Regions from separate parts of the Homo sapiens genome. Here region 2 is linked to region 1. A link is an interaction called in ENCODE POLR2A ChIA-PET data of the cell type or tissue named here. Cell type or tissue: Panc1. All regions are shown on one strand. Links, peaks and the distances in the headings refer to the core of each region. The heading gives the core; the rest is flanking DNA. Region 1 overlaps DGKD (diacylglycerol kinase delta). Region 2 has its middle 4.5 kb from the start of SAG.

Region 1 (2,914 bases), core at 177-2,676:
TTTATTAACTAAATGGAATTTATAAACATTTTATATCTGTTTGCTGCTAATATATAAGAATACAGTGGATTTTGTGACCTTGCAAAATACTGCTTGTTTAATTCTAGTAGTCATTGTGTAGATTCCCTAGAAAGTTCTATATAAAGTTGTATCATTTGCAAATAGGGACAGCTTTACTTCTTCCTTTCTGACTCACATGCCTTTTATTTATTTTTCTTGCTTCATTGCAAAGGCTAAGATTCCAGTACAGTGTTGAATAGGAGTAGCGAAGGCAGGAATCCTTCCACCTTTTCCAGTCTTAACATGAAACAGTTCGGTTTTCATCATTAAATGTGATGTTAGCTGTAGGCTTTTTGTAGGTATCCTTTATCAGTTTGAGGATGTTCTTTACTTGATCGCTGACAGTTTTAATTATTAATGGGTGTTGAATTTTGTCAAATGCTTTTCTGCATTTATTGAAGTGAACACATGGTTTTTTTCTCCTTTATATTATTAAAAGGGCAAATTAAATTGGTTGATTTTCAAATTTAAGACAACTTTTCATTCTTGGGTTAAACCCTATTTGCTCATAATATGTTTTTTATTTATTGTTGGATTCAATTTGCCATTATTTTGTTAAGGATTGTTGCACCAATATTCATGAAGGTATTGATCTGTAATTTATTTCTCTCCCTTTCTTCCCTCATTTCTTCCTTTCTGCCTTTGTCAGGTTTTGGTACTTTAAAAAATAGAGAGTCAGGCCAGATGTGGTGGCTCACGTCCGTAATCCCTGCATTTTGGGAGGCCGAAGCAGGTGGATCACTTGAGGCTAGGAGTTCAAGACTGGCCTGGCCAACATGGTGAAACCTCATCCCTACTAAAAATACATATATATGTAGTGAGTCAGTGTTACCCCGCCTCTGTTTTCTGATAAAGTTTGTGTAAGCTTGGTGTTCTTTCTGAAATATTTGCTAGAGTTTACCAGTGAAATGATGTAGGTATGCAGTTTTTTTGGGGTAAAGTTTTTGATAATACCCTGTGATTTTTTTTTTTTAATGTTCAGATTTTTTGTTTCTTGTGTCTGCAGTGACATTTTCTGCATTCTCTTCCTTTTCCCTCTGATTTATGTCTGTTGGATGGAGAAGTAGAAACTTTATGAGAGAAGGGATATCATGGGGCTTGTTGATCTGTTTTCATCCCAGCGCCCCCGAACCATGCCTGGCACCAAATAGCCACACTGTAAATGCCTGTGGGGTTAATTGATTTGTTGTTGCTGTATCTCTATTCCTTGGCACCTCTGGGAAGCATTTTTGTCTCCCCCCGTCCACATGGGACCGTGTCGTCACTGTGCTGTGACGGGAGCTGGCTGAGTCAGGCTGGCAGGCTGTGGCTGCCCTGCATGCCGTGCCCTCCCACGGTGGCTCTTCAAATTCTTGGCTATGTGCCCAGCACTGGTACACAGACCCTCTGAGTCAGGGCTTGCCAATGGAAAAAATATTTTCAACCTTTTTTGGTCTTTTAAAATATTAAAACCTATAGTTGGAATTACTTCTTTTCATTTTTACAATGTACTTGAAGTATCAGAGGAATAAGGAAAGCCATTGTAAGCTTGGTTAGTGGAAAGGGATAAACCACCTCTGAGCATCCAAATAAAATTAGGAAGCGGGGGTTCTAGATGAGGGAGGACAATTCCAGGAGGCTCTTGACCTTGTATATGATTCCCTGACTGGGAATGTGGTCTGAGATGCCCTTTCCTGGACAGATTACAAATGACAGCCCCTGGAGCAAACACATGAATCAGCCAGGGAGTTAAAAAAGAACAGGGTAGTTTGGACTGGGCCTCTCTCTTTCAGGACATGACTGCTGTGGCTACAGACTGCATTCAGGTCCCCAGCATCTGGAAGGAGTCTGTGCCCACTTATCCTTTGCATCCTAAGGGGACTGGGTCTTTGTGCACCAGCAGCAGCCGTAGAGGTTGGGCTTGGGAATCAGGGGCTCCCTTATCAAAGCTGGGAAACTTAGAACAACAGCTGTGCCGCTCATGGACCTGTAGTCTCTCCTGTTAAGCAGAGTGCTGAGTTCATGTGATAGCAAACACAGCTCTGCCAGACCACAGGGTCACCAGGCAGGCACTCCATCCCTCCCTCCAGGGGGAGACCACGGCATGCCTTGGATGAGGTGACTTGGCCAACTGTCTTGTGGCCCCAGCTCCTGACATTACAATGTGATGACTGTGACACTTGGAAGAGAAATGTCTCAGGTATCGTGGTCCTGGGTCCTGTGGTACAGGACCTTGTCTCTGCGGTCCTGTACTTTTGCTTCACAATTAGAAGAATTGAAAGCTTCAGGTTGTTTCAGGTATGTTTTTTCAAGAAGTGCAATAGTAGTGTGTTTATAGATGTTTTCCTTAGAGTTAGTTTTGGGGGAGAGAAGATGACTGCCCTTCCATCCTGCAGGTGGATTGGCTGGGGAATGAGGCCATCTCTTTTCAGAGTGAGCAGTGAACCATTTTTGTCTGTACACTGACCTGGGGCTGATTTGGCATCCTGACCTTCCAGTCTGAGGGAGTTGGTAAGGGGCTGGAAGGGCCCATTCTTTGTGTGTGTGGGTATTTTTTAGAGACGGGGTCTTGCTGTGTTGCCTGGGCCGGTCTGGAGATCCTGAGTTCAAGCAATCCTCTTGCCTTGGCCTTCCGAGTAGCTGAGACTACAGGTACATGCTGGACCCACACTTTGGACTCTGTCCCTGCTGGCCTAGTTCTTTGCCAAGAGCAAAACTTGAGAGCACCCTCACACAGGTAACAGTTAGACCTTGTCAGGAGACATGGCTGTTTTCCCAGACAGCTGAGCTTTCAGACTAAAGCACAGAAAAGTTGGAGGACATGGGACTCCTTAGCCCACAAAAGAAACTCTATTTTAATTTTCCATGTGAAATA
Region 2 (2,914 bases), core at 152-2,651, 110 kb before region 1:
TGATGTTTAGCAGAGTGTACCCATTTTCCTCGTGCATGTGCCCCAGTAAACCCTTAAGACGACAACCCCACCCCAAAGCCCATAAGCCTCTTAGCTGGATGTCTCCACCCCGCCCCCACCTCCCCTGCCCCGCAAGCCGGCTGCTGTGTTTAGTGTTTGGAGATGAAACACAGGGTTCATAGCATTGTCTCACTGGAAGCCAACCCCAGAGAAACAAGCATGCTATAGCCACTGGTTCCCAGACTTTGAGAATTCATAGACCAGTAATTCGCAAAAATAAATCTAGGGGAAGATTGCCAGCTTTTAATGTTTGCCAAGTAAGGACTTTTTTCTAAACTACCATATACTCTTGGTTATTATTTCATAAAAAGAAAGGACATTTTTCTCCTTATGCTTAGGAGCTGCATTTTGAAATACGGGTAAAATGTCGTGATGTCTGCATGTACGTTCAAATAGTTAAAAAGGAAAAAAACAGAGATAGACACAGAGGATTGCAGGCAGCAAAGTGTTAAGTGTCAAGTCTTGAAGTTGACTGTGTGGGTGTCTATTGTATTGTTCTTCTAACTTTTCTGTGCTTTAAAATTTCATAATAAAATTGTAGAAAATGCAGAGCTAATGACAGAAGGCAGATCTGTGATTGCCTGGGGCAGGAGCGTGAATGGAGGAGTTGATGGAAATGGGTACAGGGAACTTTGGGGAGTGGTGGAATTGATCACAGTGATGGTTACACAATGTATATGATGACCAAAACTCATCAAGCTGTACACTCAAAATGGGTGAATTTTGTTGGTTATTAAATAGATATATTTTACCTCTCTATATGTATCTGCCTGCACTCATCTATGTCTGTCACTATTTCAAAATTCACCCGTTTCATATATATATATCTCAATAAAGATAGAGGGCAAGAAGAAGAACAATGCCTTTTTTTTTTTTTTTTTTTTTGAGATAGAGTATAACTCTGTTACCCAGGCTGGAATGCAGTCTCGGCTCACCGCAACCTCCACCTCCCAGGTTCAAGTGATTCTTTGCCTCAGCCTCCCAAGTAGCTGGGATTATAGGCGCCTACCACCACACCCAGCTGATTTTTGTATTTTTCGTAGAGAAGGGGTTTCACCATGTTGGCCAGGCTGCTCTCGAACTACTTACCTCAAGTGATCTGCCCGCCTCGGCCTCCCAAAGTGCTGGGATTACAGGCGTGAGCCACCATGCCTGGCTGAAGAAGGATATTTTAATACCAAAAAATTAAAAAGCTCATAATCTCAAAAGGACAGTCCTTTATATTGAATAAGTTTGGCTCCCAGAAAAACTACAAGAGTGTCCTTATTTTTCTCATTTCTCCACCAAGAAGAGAAAAAATCATCACAGACCAAGAGTTGGGAATAACATTTCCAAAAAGAGTGAGATCTGTCATCCAGTCCACCCAAATTTCCCCACCTGCACGGCATTGGCAGAGCAGTGACTAAGATCTGCAGATCTGTGCCTTCCAGCAGCCGGGAACGATGAAGCAGCAGGAGAATGGGGGAATCTGGAAGCACTCACAGCTGCAAACTGGGCCTGGGTCCTGCAGCCTCAGCTCAGGGCAGCCCTCTGATGGGGACACTGAAAGAAGCACCCTAGTCATTTTTTCCCCTTTGTTTTTTTTTTTTTGAGTTGGAGTCTGGTTCTGTTGCCTAGGCTGGAGTGCAGTGGCACAATCTTGGCTCACTTCAACCTCCATCTCCTGGGTTCAAGTGATTCTTCTGCCTCAACCTTCCAAGTAGCTGGGATTACACACATCACCATGCCCAGCTTTTTTTTTTTTTTTTTTTTGTATTTTTAGTAGAGACAGGGTTTCACCATGTTGGCCTGGCCTCAAGCTCCTGACCTTCAGGTGATCCGCCCACCTCGGCCTCCCAGAGTGCTGGGATTACAGGTGTAAGCCACCGTGCCCGGCCACAGCAATTTTTTTTTTGCCCACGCTGGAATACAGTGACATGCTCACGGTTCACTATAACCTCAACATCCCAGGCCCAAACAATCCTCTGGCATAAGCCAAGTAGCTGGGACCACAGGCACACACCACCAGGCCTGGCTAATTTTGTTTACTTTTTATAGAGATAGGGTCTCACTATGTTGCCCAGGCTGTTCTCAAACTCCTGTGCTCAAGTGATCCACCTGCCTCTGCCTCTCAGAGTGCTCAGATTACAGGTGTGTGCCACTGTGCCTGGCCCTATTTATTGTTTTTTGTTTGTTTGTTTTTTTGTTGTTTGTTTTTGAGACAAGGACTCGCTCTGTTGCCCAGGCTGGAATACAGTGGTGTGATCATGGCTCACTCCAGCCTCAACCTCCCAGGCTCAAGCCGTCCTCCAGCCTCAGCCTTCCAGAGTGCTGGGATTACAGGCGTGAGCCACCACACCTCACTTATATAACACAGTTTTGTATTTTAACCTTTCTATTATAGGAGCAGTAAATGGTCATAGGAGAAAATGTGAAAAATTATAGACAAGAAAATTGAAACAAAGCCTACCATTTCATTACAAGGTAATGAGAGACCTTTAACTACCAATGTTAGCTTAAGGTGTATTCTTGCAAAGTATGCATAGGTATAGCATGCATATGAACCTGCATGTATGTGTGTAAATATGCTTGTGTGTATATGCATGTGTGTGTAAATGTACATATATGTATGTATACACAAATACATAGTCTCTGTGTGTTTGCAAAACGTGGACATGCTAAGCACACCATTCTGCAGTCTTGTTGGTTCTGTCACAATCTCTCACCTTTCTACTCCAGGCATTTTACCATAGTCAGATTTTCCCAATGAACCCAAAATGTCCTACACATCCTTTTTGACCAGTTGTGTATTCAGTCTGGGGCTGCACATGACATCTGGGTCTCGAGTGTCTTAGCGTCTTTTAATCTAGTAAAC

What was found. ChIA-PET counts read pairs that join two places held together with the same protein. Peaks named below come from ENCODE experiments on the same cell type or tissue, not always from the same donor. Only the 100,000 strongest peaks of a DNase experiment are listed, where the experiment ranks them.
Region 2: POLR2A ChIA-PET joins it to region 1 with 20 read pairs; 4 of 35 experiments call an interaction of 5 or more read pairs at or near these places.

The regions. Positions count from the first base shown.
Region 1 is chr2:233,412,378-233,415,291 of GRCh38, forward strand. All of the region lies in intron 3 of DGKD (diacylglycerol kinase delta), which reads left to right. Among named protein-coding and RNA genes, the nearest start is that of DGKD, 59 kb to the left of the region's middle. In Panc1, for the core only: no CTCF peak of the experiment used is centred there; a DNase peak (open chromatin) is centred at 1,406; H3K4me3 peaks cover 647 bases; H3K27ac peaks cover 2,374 bases.
Region 2 is chr2:233,301,897-233,304,810 of GRCh38, forward strand. No RefSeq gene overlaps it. Among named protein-coding and RNA genes, the nearest start is that of SAG, 4.5 kb to the right of the region's middle. In Panc1, for the core only: no CTCF peak of the experiment used is centred there; no DNase peak of the experiment used is centred there.